5 separate regions of the Homo sapiens genome follow, and all the other regions are linked to region 1. The links are chromatin contacts, found by Hi-C or POLR2A ChIA-PET in ENCODE. All regions are on one chromosome and are shown on one strand. Each heading gives the region's core, a stretch centred on a gene start or an enhancer-like site at or near the end of the contact. The rest is flanking DNA. Distances are from core to core; before and after follow the strand shown. Region 1 holds the start of NT5C (5', 3'-nucleotidase, cytosolic). Region 2 overlaps LLGL2 (LLGL scribble cell polarity complex component 2). Region 3 has its middle 20 kb from the start of MIR3678. Region 4 holds the start of GRB2 (growth factor receptor bound protein 2). Region 5 holds the start of FDXR (ferredoxin reductase).

Region 1 (2,667 bases), core at 57-2,556:
GTATCACAGTTCAGCATGTTCTTTTTTTTTTTTTTTTTTTTTGAGAAGGAGTTTTGTTCTTGCTGCCCAGGCTGGAGGGCAATGGCATGATCTCGGCTCACCGCAACCTCTGCCTCCTGGATTCAAGAGATTCTCCTGCCTCAGCCTCCCGGGTAGCTGGGATTACAAGCATGTGCCACCACGCTAATTTTGTATTTTTAGTAGCGACAGGATTTCTCCATGTTGGTCAGGCTGGTCTTGAACTCCCGACCTCAGATGATCCGCCCGCCACGGCCTCCCAAAGTGCTGGGATTATAGGCGTGAGCCACCGCACCTGGCCCTGTTCAGCATTTTCTAGACGGGAGTAGGTAAGCGATGTCAGTTCCACATAAAGTCCTGAGGACAGTCCTGATTACCTGTGCTTGATCAAAATCATCTTTCCGGGGGAAACCACACTTGAAGCTCCCATGTTTCAAGCCAACTCTAGTGTGAATTAGTCTCTTAACGAGCTAGACTTACACAAACCAGTTAACAGATTCATTTCACTTTGTAGTCCTCGAGGGATTGTTCCTGCTCCACTGCACAGACGAAAGCAATCCACTGAGACCACGGTACTGCGGTAATAAGACTTTGGCCAGGTGCGGTGGCTCAAGCCTATAATCCCAACACTTTGGGAGGCCAAGGCAGGCAGATCACTTGAGGTCAGGAGTTTGAAACCAGCCTGACCAACATGGCGAAACCCCGTCTCTACTAAAACTACAAAAATTAGCCAGGCGTGGTGGCGGGTGCCTGTAATCCCAGCTACTCGGGAGGCTGAAGCAAGAGAATCGGTTGAACCCGGGAAGCGGAGGCTGCAGTGAGCCGAGATCGCGCCGCCACTGCGCCGCAGCCTGGGCGACAGAGCCAGACTCCGTCTCAAAATAAAAAAAAAAAAAAAGAAAAAAAGAAAAAAAATGTGGAGCTAGCCCCACGGGTTTAGGACCCTTGACTCCTCGTTAGATGCTTCCCAGTATTTCAGAGCATCCCTTTGTTGGGCCCCCGGAAGGTCGGTCCCCTACTAGTAACGTGGGGTGAACGGGGGTACGTCTGCCGTAAAGTGGGAGGCGGCTGATGGGGACAAAGGCTGGGTCCCGAAGAAGCGCAGGGTCAGAAAAGTGCCCCCCAAAGCCGTCCCTGCACCCGAACCCTAGGATGGCCTCGCGCAACCGCAGGGCCGTCGGCACTGGTTTACGACCTGGGCGGGGCGGCCCGGACACTCTATGCAAATCAGCCCGGCGGACTCCGGAAGCAGCGCTCCCTCCGCTTCCGGCCGAGCCCGCGCCCCCCAGACCCCGAGAGCTCGCAGCTCCGGCCCGGCGGCGATGGCGCGGAGCGTGCGCGTGCTGGTGGACATGGACGGCGTCCTGGCCGACTTCGAGGCCGGCCTCCTGCGGGGCTTCCGCCGCCGCTTCCCTGAGGAGCCGCACGTGCCGCTGGAGCAACGCCGCGGCTTCCTGGCCCGCGAGCAGTACCGCGCCCTGCGGCCCGACCTGGCGGTAGGGGGCGCAGGGTCCCCACCCGGGCAGGGCCCGCTCGCTCCGTTCCGGGGGTCTCCCCCTTCTCTGTGAAGGGCGCAGAGCTCTCACCCTGGAACCCGCGGGCAGCGCACCCTGGGGAGGAGCCTTTGGGCGCGTGCCCCTGACCGACGCCCCCTCCGCCCCTCTGAGCTCGGGCCCGGAGCCCCCAGGAGCCTCCCTGCGGGTCCTCGCGGGAACGGGAAGCCGGGACCCAGAACTCTTGTCTTTCAGGATAAAGTGGCCAGTGTGTACGAAGCCCCGGGCTTTTTCCTGGACCTGGAGCCCATCCCGGGAGCCTTGGACGCTGTGCGGGAGATGAACGACCTACCGGAGTAAGGAGAGAGGGGGGCGGGCGGAGTCCTGGGCGGGCTCCTGGCTCCCGGCGGTAACCGCGTCCTTCTCCGCAGCACGCAGGTCTTCATCTGCACCAGCCCCCTGCTGAAGTACCACCACTGTGTGGGTGAGAAGGTGTGGCTGCCCCGCCCCTACTCCGCACGTGGAGCTGCCTAAATCCTGATTTTAAAAAGAAACCACCAGAAACCCAGAAGGTGGGGGTGGGGGGCTCTCAAGGGCTTAGAGCCAAGTCCCTATCCCTGAATTCCGGCTTCCATCAGGCCCTACTCACAGACTGTGTTTTCTACACAGTACCGCTGGGTGGAGCAGCACCTGGGGCCCCAGTTCGTAGAACGAATTATCCTGACAAGGGACAAGACGGTGGTCTTGGGGGACCTGCTCATTGATGACAAGGACACAGTTCGAGGTTGGACCCGTTATCCTTGGCAGCCTCCAGGCCTCTGGCCTGCCCGGATTAGGGAGAGGGAGTAATAATACCCATGACAGATGGCAGCGCGCTGTCTTTCACTGTCCTAGGCCAGGAGGAGACCCCAAGCTGGGAGCACATCTTGTTCACCTGCTGCCACAATCGGCACCTGGTCCTGCCCCCGACAAGGAGACGGCTGCTCTCCTGGAGTGACAACTGGAGGGAGATCTTAGATAGCAAGCGCGGAGCTGCGCAGCGGGAATGAGCGGGGATGCCGCGGGCAGCAGCTGGAGCTAAAGGAAGGGCAGGCCCACAGGGGCCACCGCAGAGCCGAGTCGGGGCGGCATCGTGCTGGTGCCTCTGGCCCCGTGG
Region 2 (2,667 bases), core at 113-2,612, 430 kb before region 1:
AAACCATTTGTCTTTTTTTTTTTTTTTCTTTTCTCGAGACAGGGTTTCACACTCTGTCGCCCAGGCTGGAGTACAGTGGTGTGATCTCGGCTCATTGCAACCTCCACCTCCAGGTTCAAGCGATCCTCCTGCCTCAGGCTCCCAAGTAGCTGGGATTACAGGTGTGAGCCACGATACCCAGCTAACTTTTGTATTTTTGGTAGAGACAGGGTTTCGCCATGTTGCTCAGGCTGGTGTTGAACTCCTGGGCTCAAGTGATCTTCCCACCTTGGCCTCCCAAAATGCTGGGATTACAGGCATGAGCCACTGTGCCCAGTCTTTTTTTTCTCTTTTTTTTTTGAGATGGAGTCTTGCTCTGTCACCCAGGCTGGAGTGTAGTGGTGCGATCTCAGCTCACTGCAACCTCCGCCTCCCGGGTTCAAGCGATTCTCCTGCCTCAGCTTCCCAAGTAGCTGGGATTACAGGCACTCACCACCACGCCTGGCTAATTTTTGTTTTTCTTTTTTATTTTTTGAGACGGAGTTTCGCTCTTGTTGCCCAGGCTGGAGTGCAATGGCATGATCTCGGCTCACTGCAACCTCTGCCTCCCGGGTTCAAGAGATTCTCCTGCCTCAGCCTCTCGAGTAGCTGGGATTACAGGCACATACCACCAATGCCTGGCTAATTTTTTATTTTTAGTAGAGACAGGGTTTCACCATGTTGGCCAGGCTAGTCTCGAACCCCTAACCTCAGGTGATCTGCCATCCTTGGCCTCCCAAAGTGCTAGGATTACAGCTGAGCCACTGCCCCTGGCTGACGCTGCCTCTTTGAAGTGCTTGTCTTCCCTGCTACTCTGGGGTCTGCTGCCCGCTGGCTGCTCCCAGGTGTTCTTTGCCAGATCCCCACCAAACTTCATGCCTCCAAGGCTTGAGGGTGCCCGGGCTCAGCTGTCCCATGGCTTCTCTTCTGTCTTCCTTACCACCTGGGCAGCCTCATCAGGGCCCCTGGTTTCACATCTCTTTTTTTCTTTAAACCTCAAAATCATTGAGCAGCCTTCACACATCTCTGCGTGGATGACTCCAAATGGACACCTTCCCGATCTCTCCTCTGAACTCCAGACCCATAAGCCCCAGTTGTCTACTCAGCATCTCCCTTATGGGTCTGGAGATCAGAGGAGACATTAAGTCCTCAGACTTGATCCCCGCCCAGCTGAGCTTGCTGCACCCTCTTGCCACTACCTTCTCCAGGATTCCTGGTGCTCCCAGCAAACCCTCACGTCATCCTTGACTGATCTCTCCTCCCCTCGTTTACCTCTCCCTAGACAAGGGGCCAAGAAATTACAGCCTGAGGACCAAATCTGGCCTCCTGCCTATTCCTGTCAATATGGCTGTCCTGGAACACGGATACGCCCCTTGTGTTGTCCATGGCTACATGTGCTCTGCAATGGCATTAGGCTGAGTAGCTGTGGGGAAGAAAGCCACCCAGCCCTTTATAGCAACAGTCTGTGAGCCCTGACCTGGCCCCTGAGCCAATGCTGAATGTTAGAAAAGACAGCGTAACCCCAGCCACCTCCTGCCAGTCCCATGGCCTGCACCGCAGCCCAAGCTGAGGTCACCTCTCCCTCGACTCTCACTGGGCTCCCGTCTTTGCTCCACTCCGTGTCCCCCACATGGCAGCCAGACAGATCCTTCTGGAGCAGAGGCTAGATCATGGCACCCCTGCTCAGGGCCCTCATCTCCCTCAAACCCCAAGTCCTTACCGTGCCTCCACGGCTCTATACGATCTGGCGCTGGCCACATCTGGACCAGCACGGGGGCCATTCTGCCCTCTCTTCGCCCCTACCTCATTGGAGCAAGCCAAGAGCCCTCCCAGCTCAGTCTGCACCCCAGGTCCCTACAGGGCAAGCCTTCCATCAGACTGCTTCCGTGTCTGCGCAAATACGTCCCCTTATCAGGGAGGCCTTGCCAACCCTTGTCTAAACCAGCACTGCTGTCCTCTGCCTGGCTTTTTTCTTACCTCTGACATTATCTGGCAACCTACTCACTCTGTCCACATACTCAGATCTAAGTTCCATGGGAACAGGGGCCTCATCTGTTTCTAGAACAGGGCCTGGCATATAGCAGTTGCTCATTAAACAGGAGAGCCTACCAAGGACAGCTGGGTCACAACCCGGCACAGCAGAACCATTACGTGAGAGCTTCAGGGTGCCCACATATCATCTGAGGGAAGCACCGCTCATCAGGCACCCACCTCCTGGCCTGCGGGACTGCGGGGAGTTGGGGACACAGAGGGACAATTGCAGGAAGGTGGCCTGTCCTAGAAAGCCCCAGCAGTCTCGAATTTGTAGCTCAGCAAGTTTCTTCCCTCCCTTCCTGACCTTTCCGCTGGGAATCAGGTAACTCAGTTAGCCCGGGGAGTGTGGCCACCATAGCCCAAGAGGCCCCCGCTCTGTGCCAACATGGCCCAAATGTTGTGGAAAGAGCAGAGCTGGGCCCTGCTCTCAGCATCCAGGGTGTGAGGAGGGAGGAGAGGCTGAGAAAGAAAGAAAAGCAGGTTTGGGGTTCCCCTGAACAGGGTAGATAGAGGCCGTGAGTACACAGACCAGGTGTCCTGAACAGCCCCGCCCCCTCACCTTTCGGCCTCAGGCCCTTTCAGGCCAGCATCATTAGGAGAGGGCCCTCCCTCCTG
Region 3 (2,667 bases), core at 115-2,614, 290 kb before region 1:
GGGGCAGGCTTGCATCCTTGCAACCAATCTTGTTCCTCTAGGTTCTAACTGGCAATTATCTTACTGTCATGATCCAGACATACAATAATAATAGCAGTAGTAGTAGTAGCTTACTTTTTTTTCATTTGAGACTGAGTCTCGCTCTGTTGCCCAGGCTGTAGTGCAACGGTGCAATCTCGGCTCACTGCAATCTCCACCTTCCGGGTTCAAGCAATTCTCCTGCCTCAGCCTCCCAAGTAGCTGGGATTACAGGTGCCTGCCACCACGCATGGCTAATTTTTGTATTTTTAGTAGAGACAGGGTTTCATCATGTTGGCCAGGCTGGTCTCGAACTCCTGCCCTCAAGTGATCCGCCCACCTCGGCCTCCTCCCAAAGTGCTGGGATTACAGGCATGAGCCACTGTGCCCAGCTGTAGCTTACATTTAAGAGCTTGCTGAGGGTTAGACTCTGAGCTAAACACACTGTGTGCATTATTTCATTTTTGCTCCTAAGACAAAATGTCCATACATTCAGGATCCTAACCAGAGAGGAAGACATCAGACTTTGCCACTGAGCAATCTAAGTCTGAAAATGTTTTAGAAGTGAAAAGAGAATAAATTCCACAACTTTCTGCCCTTGAGCCATAAAACCAAAAAAGAGTCTAGTAGAAAGGGAAGATATGTTTCATAGAAGGCAGAGAAAATGCAGCTTCTGAGTTTATTAAGTAAATGGGAAAACATTATTTCTGTTCTTTTGTAACCACAAAGAATTGAAACTTGTGGTTGGCCGGGCGCAGTGGCTCACGCATGTAATCCCAGCACTTTGGGAGGCCAAGGCCGGCGGATCACGAGGTCAGGAGATCAAGACCATCCTGGCTACAACGGTGAAACCCCGTCTCTACTAAAAATACAAAAAAATTAGCCGGGCGTGGTGGTGGGCGCCTGTAATCCCAGCTACTCGGGAGGCTGAGGCAGGAGAATGGCTTGAACCCAGGAGGCGGAGCTTACGGTGAGCCAAGATCGCGCCACTGCACTCCAGCCTGGGTGACAGAGCGAGACTCGGTCTCAAAAAAAAAAGAAAGAAAAGAAACTTGTGGTTAACAAAGATTTAGGGGTTGGCGGGGGAGGGAGAGAGCAGTCTTGTTGGGTCGTGAATTCTGTTTTGGTTCCAGGGAAATAGGGTTTCCATTACATATGGTGCAACAGGATATTTCCTCCACGCTCCATCAAACAACGTTTCCTGGCACTTCTAGTGCGGCGAGTCCGGGCAGCAAGGTCGAATCCATTTTTGGAGCCAAAGGACTGCATTCCTTTACAGTTAGTTAGTTCTACAACCACCTCTGAGGAAATGCCTGCCTGTCTCGAGTGACATCTAATGGCAACCAAGGGAAGTACCCGATTTTCCAGCCTAGGTAAGGATCACCTACAAATGCTGCACTCTTTGTCACAACAGAAGCCGCTTGATCCTTTCCCTCACTAATTACCCTGTGGTTGATGGCAACACGTAGGGCTGACAACATGAGCAAGTAGAAGTTATTCCACTTGCTAATTAAAACCGTGAAGTATGCTTTCATGTAAAATGTGAAACCACCGAGTTACATTTGAATGTTCCCAAATCCTGGCCTCGGCAGTGATCGTCCTGGGTAAGTCACTTGTCCACCAGGGGTACACCTGCTTAGCTACAGGCTGGAGTGGCATGTTTTCTCTGTAAAGGGGCCCTAAGACATTTTTTTTCTTTCTTTCTTTCTTTTTTTTTAAGACGGAGTCTCACTGCGTTGCCCAGGCTGGAGTGCAGTGGTGCGATCTCGGCTCACTGCAGCTCCTCCTCCCAGGTTCAAGTGATTCTCCTGCCTCAGCCTCCCGAGTAGCAGGGATTACAGGGGCCTGCCACCATATCCAGCTAATTTTTGTATTTTTAGTAGAGACGGGGTTTTACCATGTTGATCAGGCTGATCTCGAACTCCTGATCTTGTGATCTGCCCACTTCGGCCTCCCAAAGTGCTAGGATTACAGGTGTGAGCCACCGCTCCGGACCATTATTTTTTCTTTTCTTTTCTTTTCTTTTTTTGTGAGACAGAGTTTCATTCTTGTTGCCCAGGCTGGAGTGCAGTGGCGCCATCTCGGCTTACCGCAACCTCCGCATCCCGGGTTCAAGTGATTCTCCTGCTTCAGCCTCCCGAGTAGCTGGGATTACAGGCATGTGCCACCACACCCGGCTAATTTTGTATTTTTAGTAGAGACGGGGTTTCTCCACATTGGCGAGGCTGGTCTCGAACTCCTGACCTCAGGTGACCTGCCTGCCTTGGCCTCCCAAAGTGCTGGGATTACAGGTGTGAGCCACTGTGCCCGGCCTGCCATTATTTTTTCTATAAAGCTTTAAGGCACTGGGCACAGTGGCTCACACCTGTAATCTCAACACTTTGGGAAGCCAAGGTGGGCAGATCCCTTGAGCCCAGGAGTTCAAGACCAGTCTGGGCAACATGGAGAAACCCAGTCTCTACTAAAAATACAAAAATTAGCAGGGTGTGGTGTGGTGGTGCCCACCTGTAGTCCCAGCTACTAAGGAGGGTAAGGCAGGTGACAGAGGGAGACCCTGTCTCAAAAAAAAAATAAGAAGAATAAAATAAATAATGGTCGTAATCTACAAAGCGTTTTGAGATCATTGGGTGACTGGCAATACAGGTATGC
Region 4 (2,667 bases), core at 109-2,608, 270 kb before region 1:
AACAAAAGGCTGATTCCATTACTCTTTCCTCTTTCCTCCCTGCTTTCACTTTGCCGTTCAAACCAAATCCTTCTTGATTAGCTCAGCACCAAGTACTGGCTCCCTCCTCAGCCATCCCTATGTGTAGTTCAGTGGCACTTGGGGCCAACTGCTTGTCTTACAGATTAGGCAACTCTAGATTACAAAGCACTGAAAGCAGGGGCTTCATCTGGTTGGTCTTTGACCCTGCAGAGCCCCTTGCACACAGGTGATGCTCAATAAATACTTGGTGAAAGCACAATTCATTTTCTGTGTTTCAATGGGCTTCTTTTCTCTATAGAATCAGATGCTTGGTTATTCTCACCTCAGCGCTATTTTGTTGGCTTCCAGAAGGCACAGTAACGCTAGGTGTGTTGTGTTCTATCCTTTAATTGGAAGAGCTTTGGGAACTGAAAAATAAGAATTATTTCTCCAAGCCTCATCTTCTGCCACTCCCCCGTACTCACCGGCCTCATACAGGAATTGAACTACTTAGCACTGCACAGAACACGACTTTCTCTCTCACGCCTCCGTTCCTCTGTACTTAGCCTCTGTACTTACGTGCCATTCCCTTTCCCTGAAATGCCCTTACTCTGGCTTCTCTGCCTGGCAAATTCCTACTCATCCTCCAAGACTCAGATCAGACATCGCCGCATCACATCTGTGAAGGCTCTTCTGCAATGGGCAGTGTAGCAGTACCCCCTCCATTTTTTTAGCTTCCTCAGCAAACTCCAAATAATTATAACAGTACTTATGGCATTATTTGTTTATTTTTCTTCTACTTCCTAGACCGTGAATTCCTTAAGGGCCAAGATTTCTGTTCTATCCCCAGCACAGTGTTCGGCCTATATTGGAGAATCCGGTCCGTACAAACTCTGCAGTGATTCAATCAATGAGCAAACAAACTCACCAATCATTCAACACAGCAGAGTTTGTACGGACCGGATTCTCAAATATTTTAAGACCTGGTCCTCTATTTGGAGTGCTTCATTCTGGAAGATCTCTTCCTCCCCCAAGCCCCTACCCATCCAACTGCCTAGGTTTGGTAGAAGAGGAAAATAAAGTGATTAGACGGGGGAAGAGTCCTTCAGGGCTAAGCTGTCATTTACCCGCTCTGGCACCGAGAGGGTTACGGCGACCCGGGGGCGGAGCCGTGCGGAGGCCACCTGCTGCGGGGAGGTCTGGCGCATGCGCCCTGACACCTAGCTGGTTCCCTACCCGCAGGGGCCCGGCTGAGGAGGAGCGCTTGCGCTCTGGGCCTTTTCCGCCGGGGGAAGTCTCGCGGGGGCGGGGCGGGGCCTCGTGGAGAAGTTCTCGCGGGACACCGACGGGGAGCGGAAGCCAGGAGGTATTGCTGCTTCGGCGACCGGGCGGCGGCAGCGGCGGCGGCGGCTGTGGCAGAGTCTGTGCCTGTGGCGGTGACGGCGGCGGGAGCAAGCGCTGCCCTCGCAGAGCAGCCTTGGGGTCGCCGGCCGCTCGCAGCGTTGTGGAGGGGCGGGCCGGACGCTGAGCGGAGCAGCTGCGCCACGGTGAGTACGGGAGGCTGCGCTCGGCGCCTCTCTCGTGCCTTTTCCTCTTGGCTCTACAGCGGGAGTGGGCCCCGGGGGAACCGGGACCGGCCCCGGGGTTCGCGTCGGGGCGGCGAGGCTTGGGACGTGGAGCGCAATCCCCGGGGCTCCGGACTCTACGTTTCCCCTTTTGGGGCGCTTCCTTCCTGGGGACCGTCCTCCTCCGGCTCTTGGCTCTGGGCAGTCCGGGGGAAGAGGTCGGGGTTCTCTGGCGAGGTCCCCTGCCTTCATCGGGAGGGTTTGCACGGAAGGGGCCCGGGAAGCCCAGGCGGGCCGAACGCCGACCGAGTCAGTCTACCCGAGCCTGGCGGCGGGGGACTGGTGTGGGCTGCAGCTGTGGTGATTGATGTGCCTTCGACCTGCACGGCAACCACGTCACCATCTCCTGGCGTCTTTGGGCTTAATTTTGTGCGGGAATCCACTTTGGGGTGGAACGTTTGCTGCTGGAGCCGGGGGAGATACCTTTATTCTGACACTTAAAAAAAAAAACTATTTGAAAAATATTTGTCAAGAAAAATTCAGCAGTAGCAGGTTGGACTGCACCGAGGAAGGATTGCGGCGAGAGCGGGCGCTGGTAATTTTCATTTGCAGCGCGCCCTCTCTATGATTGTAAGCCACACATGAGTTATGGCTTGTTTAGAAAGTTTTTCAAGGCTGGCTTCAAACGCTGTGAAAGTGCAGTTTGCAGGGGACTGAAGTGCACTTGAGGTCTGTCTCTTTTTGATGCTGTTGACTTTCCGAAATGTCAGACACATGAGAGAAATTAGCATTAGTCTATTTTGGCTTTCTTACTCCTCTTTCTCCAGTTATTTCCTTCCTTCTCTATCTGCTTCTGTCCTTTCCACTAGGGACACGAAATGCTTGTGTAATGCAAGTCATTTGCCCCTTCCTCCCCCCACCCCCCCCTTTTTTTCTAATGTACTTCCCCTTCCTCCTTGTAGTCCCCACTCTGGCGTAATTTTTCGAGGTTTCTTCCCTTTCGTGCTGTTCGTTTTCTCTCATTTCAAGATTCCGTCTTTTTCCTCGGGAAGAGACTCTCTTTCCTTGCTTTCGTTCCTTTACTTTTGCGCGTCCCCTGCGT
Region 5 (2,667 bases), core at 99-2,598, 260 kb after region 1:
CAGTATTTGGCCTGCAAGCTATAGTTTGCCTACTCCTGGTCTAGTGGGACAGGCATAAAACACAGTGACCTATTAGAAAGCAGACAGCATTTACTTACCAGTGGGAGGGAGGGGAAGTGACCAGTAAGGGCACAGAGGACTCCTGGGATACTGGCCATGTTTTATTTCTTGATCTGGGTGGTGGTTATATGGTTACACCTTGTGATATATTGTCAAGTTGTACACTCATGATTTGTGCACTTTTCTGTATGTTATTATTGAATTTAAAATCTCATTAAAAACGACAACCAGTGTAGTAAGTCATGATGGGATAAGGTCAGATGCTGTGGAATGAGAGGCCTTTAACTCCTTGGAACTTGGGAGGGGACGGGTCAGAGAAAAGGCTTCTCCAAGGAAGTAATATTTGACAAGAGGGCCCATGGGGAAAAGGAAGAGGGGTTAGGCTTATTGGGTCAGCTGTGACTACGGATCCTGTCCTTATTTTTAAAAACATTTTGATCATAGACTTTTTGCATTACTTTTGACCTTTTAAAACGTTGCAGTATTATATTTATCTTGATTACTGAGTGTTTTGGAGCCCCCTTAAATTCTGAACCCGAGGGGAGTACCTCAACTCTGGTCCCGGCTCGGCTGCACGGGGGTCGGACGCTCTGTCCTTAGTACCATACGTAAGCCACTGCCCCGCCCCGCTTTTCTTCACCTATGTAATGGGAAAGGAGGTGAGGTGGGACGAGCTTTCCAGGGTTTAATATTCTCCCTGGCCCGGCAAAGACGGGGATTTGAGGGGTTACATCGGCACAACACCCGGGGTCGAAGAAGGAGGCTGCTGGGCTCCGGGAAGGAGCTCCCTCGCCCCAGACTTCCGCACTCTGGTTATTTCCCAACGGCGGGAAGGCTCGCTTGGAGCCGGACTCGTGATTGGCTAGGACGAAGTCACGTGGGAGGATTCGCAATCAAATGGCAAGGGCGTCTGCGTCATCAGTGAGCGACGAGAGCCTCCCGAGAGGGGCGCGGCTAAGTAAAATAAGCTCCTTTCTTAGTGGCTGTTTCCTTGGGGAGGGACTGAAACAGCGATGGGGATTCGCTCTCTTCCAACCCTAGGCTTCCGGGATTTGGAGGGAAGGTGAGGCCTGGGGAGAAATGTATTAAATCGCGTATACCCCGGATGCTCCGAGGGGCGGGGCTTCGACGGTGGGGCGTAGTTAAGGGCGGGTCTCTCTTTTGGGGGCGGGATTCTCTCGGGAGTCGGGGTGGAGCCGCAAGGCTCCGCTTTCCCGGAGCGCAGGGGGCGGGGTTTGGGGCGGGGCCTCGCTTGTGGGCGGGCCCGGGCAGGAGCGGGCTTGCCCTGCGGAGCAGTAGCTAGGAACAGATCCACTTGCAGGTTGCTGCTCCCAGCCATGGCTTCGCGCTGCTGGCGCTGGTGGGGCTGGTCGGCGTGGCCTCGGACCCGGCTGCCTCCCGCCGGGAGCACCCCGAGTAGGAGCAGGGCGCCTTTGGGGCTGGATGGGAGCGCGGGGAGGCCTGCGAGCGCTGAGTAGGGGTCGGAGCAGAGCTGGGGCAGGGCTGGAGAAGGGTGAGACTGAAGGGGTGTCTTCCTGCTGGCGAGATCCCGGTGGTGTACGGGGGTGGGCGGAGATCTGTGCGTGAGATGTGAGGCTTCTAGGGTTAGAGACGGAGGTCAACAAAGGTGAAAAGGAGAGACTTTGAGATCTACAGGTGTGAGACGGGGTGAATGGAGGATGATACGGAGGTCTGTGGGGCGAGAGGAAAGTCTGAGTCGAAACAGGGATCTGTAGGAATAAGACGGGTCTATATGGGCAATATAGCGTTTTGTGGAGAGAGAGAGGGGTTAGAGGAGGGACACCGTGGGGAGACCCACGGGGGCGAGATTGGGATGATATGGAGGCCGTTGGAAGGATGTGGGATTCTAGCCGATTGGATAGGGAATGAAGTGTTGTTGGGCAGGCCATTGGCAGTGGTGTAGTAGGTTCATGGGTGAGATGTGGGCTCTGGATGAACCCACAGCCTTTGGGGGTTCAGATGAAGTAAGAGACCCTGCAAATGCCAAAGCCTTGAGGAACAAGAGAAGGAGGATGCAGGTGAGGGTGAAGCTTGGGAAGTTCCAGCTTCTGTTGGATATTCAGGTTGGTTTGGGACTGGGGAGAGAAGTTAATTTTGACCTTTTCCCTCTCCTCTGCCTGGCCCCAGGCTTCTGCCACCATTTCTCCACACAGGAGAAGACCCCCCAGATCTGTGTGGTGGGCAGTGGCCCAGCTGGCTTCTACACGGCCCAACACCTGCTAAAGGTAAGCCACTTACTCATAGTCCATCATTCACCTGCTGCTCCAGTCCTAAGGGCAAGCCTCACCCGCTTTGGGTTTTAAGAGCACTCCTGGTTGCCTTATGGGGAAGGGGCTCCCAGCCATCTGGCCTGGACACTTCCCACTTGCTTCCTCACCTACACCTGAGGCTCCCCTCCCCTCCCGTCCTCAGTGTGACAGGGGTGTAAAACGCACATTGGTGGTGAGTGGTCAGTGGCAGGTGGTCAGCTTTGCCTCCCTGGCCAAGCACTCCAGGGGGCTTATGTAGACCTGCAAAATGACTTTGTCCTCCTTCATCTTCCCTCCTCTCTCGTCTATCTTCACTCTATCCCAAACATCCTACATC

What was found. A loop is a pair of places that touch in the nucleus more often than their neighbours do. ChIA-PET counts read pairs that join two places held with the same protein, here RNA polymerase II (POLR2A). Pooled maps may share reads with other maps.
Region 2: a loop to region 1 is called in a pooled map, with 3 times the contacts of the local background. The contact joins the enhancer-like site here to the promoter of NT5C in region 1. A Hi-C loop is called at or near these places in 2 of 50 pooled maps. POLR2A ChIA-PET finds 5 or more read pairs at or near these places in 3 of 52 experiments (B cell, activated naive CD4-positive, alpha-beta T cell and common myeloid progenitor, CD34-positive).
Region 3: a pooled map shows a loop between it and region 1 (2.3-fold over the local background). The contact joins the enhancer-like site here to the promoter of NT5C in region 1. A Hi-C loop is called at or near these places in 3 of 37 single-sample maps with no recorded cell type and 8 of 50 pooled maps. POLR2A ChIA-PET finds 5 or more read pairs at or near these places in 5 of 52 experiments (AG04450, HEK293, Panc1 and 2 more).
Region 4: a loop to region 1 is called in a pooled map, with 3 times the contacts of the local background. The contact joins the promoter of GRB2 here to the promoter of NT5C in region 1. A Hi-C loop is called at or near these places in 3 of 37 single-sample maps with no recorded cell type and 9 of 50 pooled maps. POLR2A ChIA-PET finds 5 or more read pairs at or near these places in 8 of 52 experiments (AG04450, CD4-positive, alpha-beta memory T cell, CD8-positive, alpha-beta memory T cell and 5 more).
Region 5: a loop to region 1 is called in a pooled map, with 9 times the contacts of the local background. The contact joins the promoter of FDXR here to the promoter of NT5C in region 1. A Hi-C loop is called at or near these places in 3 of 37 single-sample maps with no recorded cell type and 5 of 50 pooled maps. POLR2A ChIA-PET finds 5 or more read pairs at or near these places in 5 of 52 experiments (HepG2, MCF 10A, OCI-LY7 and 2 more).

Annotation. Positions count from the first base shown.
Region 1 is chr17:75,130,381-75,133,047 of GRCh38, reverse strand. It overlaps NT5C (5', 3'-nucleotidase, cytosolic), which reads left to right and starts at 1,306. Exons shown (of 5, transcript NM_014595.3): 1 at 1,306-1,514; 2 at 1,767-1,867; 3 at 1,943-2,003; 4 at 2,181-2,295; 5 at 2,406-2,667. The coding sequence starts at 1,341. The coding sequence ends at 2,560. RefSeq lists silencers at 1,144-1,713, 2,083-2,287 and an enhancer at 2,324-2,413.
Region 2 is chr17:75,565,311-75,567,977 of GRCh38, reverse strand. The region is part of intron 10 of LLGL2 (LLGL scribble cell polarity complex component 2); the gene reads right to left. Among named protein-coding and RNA genes, the nearest start is that of MYO15B, 21 kb to the left of the region's middle. RefSeq lists an enhancer at 940-1,089. Within about 2 kb of position 1,362, at least 3 of the 41 ENCODE cell types and tissues checked have a DNase peak (open chromatin) inside an H3K27ac peak, as active enhancers do.
Region 3 is chr17:75,425,173-75,427,839 of GRCh38, reverse strand. No RefSeq gene overlaps it. Among named protein-coding and RNA genes, the nearest start is that of MIR3678, 20 kb to the right of the region's middle. RefSeq lists an enhancer at 1,036-1,095. Within about 2 kb of position 1,364, at least 21 of the 41 ENCODE cell types and tissues checked have a DNase peak (open chromatin) inside an H3K27ac peak, as active enhancers do.
Region 4 is chr17:75,404,369-75,407,035 of GRCh38, reverse strand. GRB2 (growth factor receptor bound protein 2) reads left to right here and starts at 1,358. Exons shown (of 6, transcript NM_002086.5): 1 at 1,358-1,547. MIR3678 (microRNA 3678) reads right to left here and starts at 967; the gene lies at 874-967. RefSeq lists a silencer at 1,121-1,300.
Region 5 is chr17:74,871,675-74,874,341 of GRCh38, reverse strand. It overlaps FDXR (ferredoxin reductase), which reads left to right and starts at 1,348. Exons shown (of 12, transcript NM_024417.5): 1 at 1,348-1,476; 2 at 2,209-2,306. The coding sequence starts at 1,398. RefSeq lists enhancers at 1-198, 819-1,048, 1,004-1,298, 1,096-1,996 and silencers at 1,209-1,438, 1,479-1,608.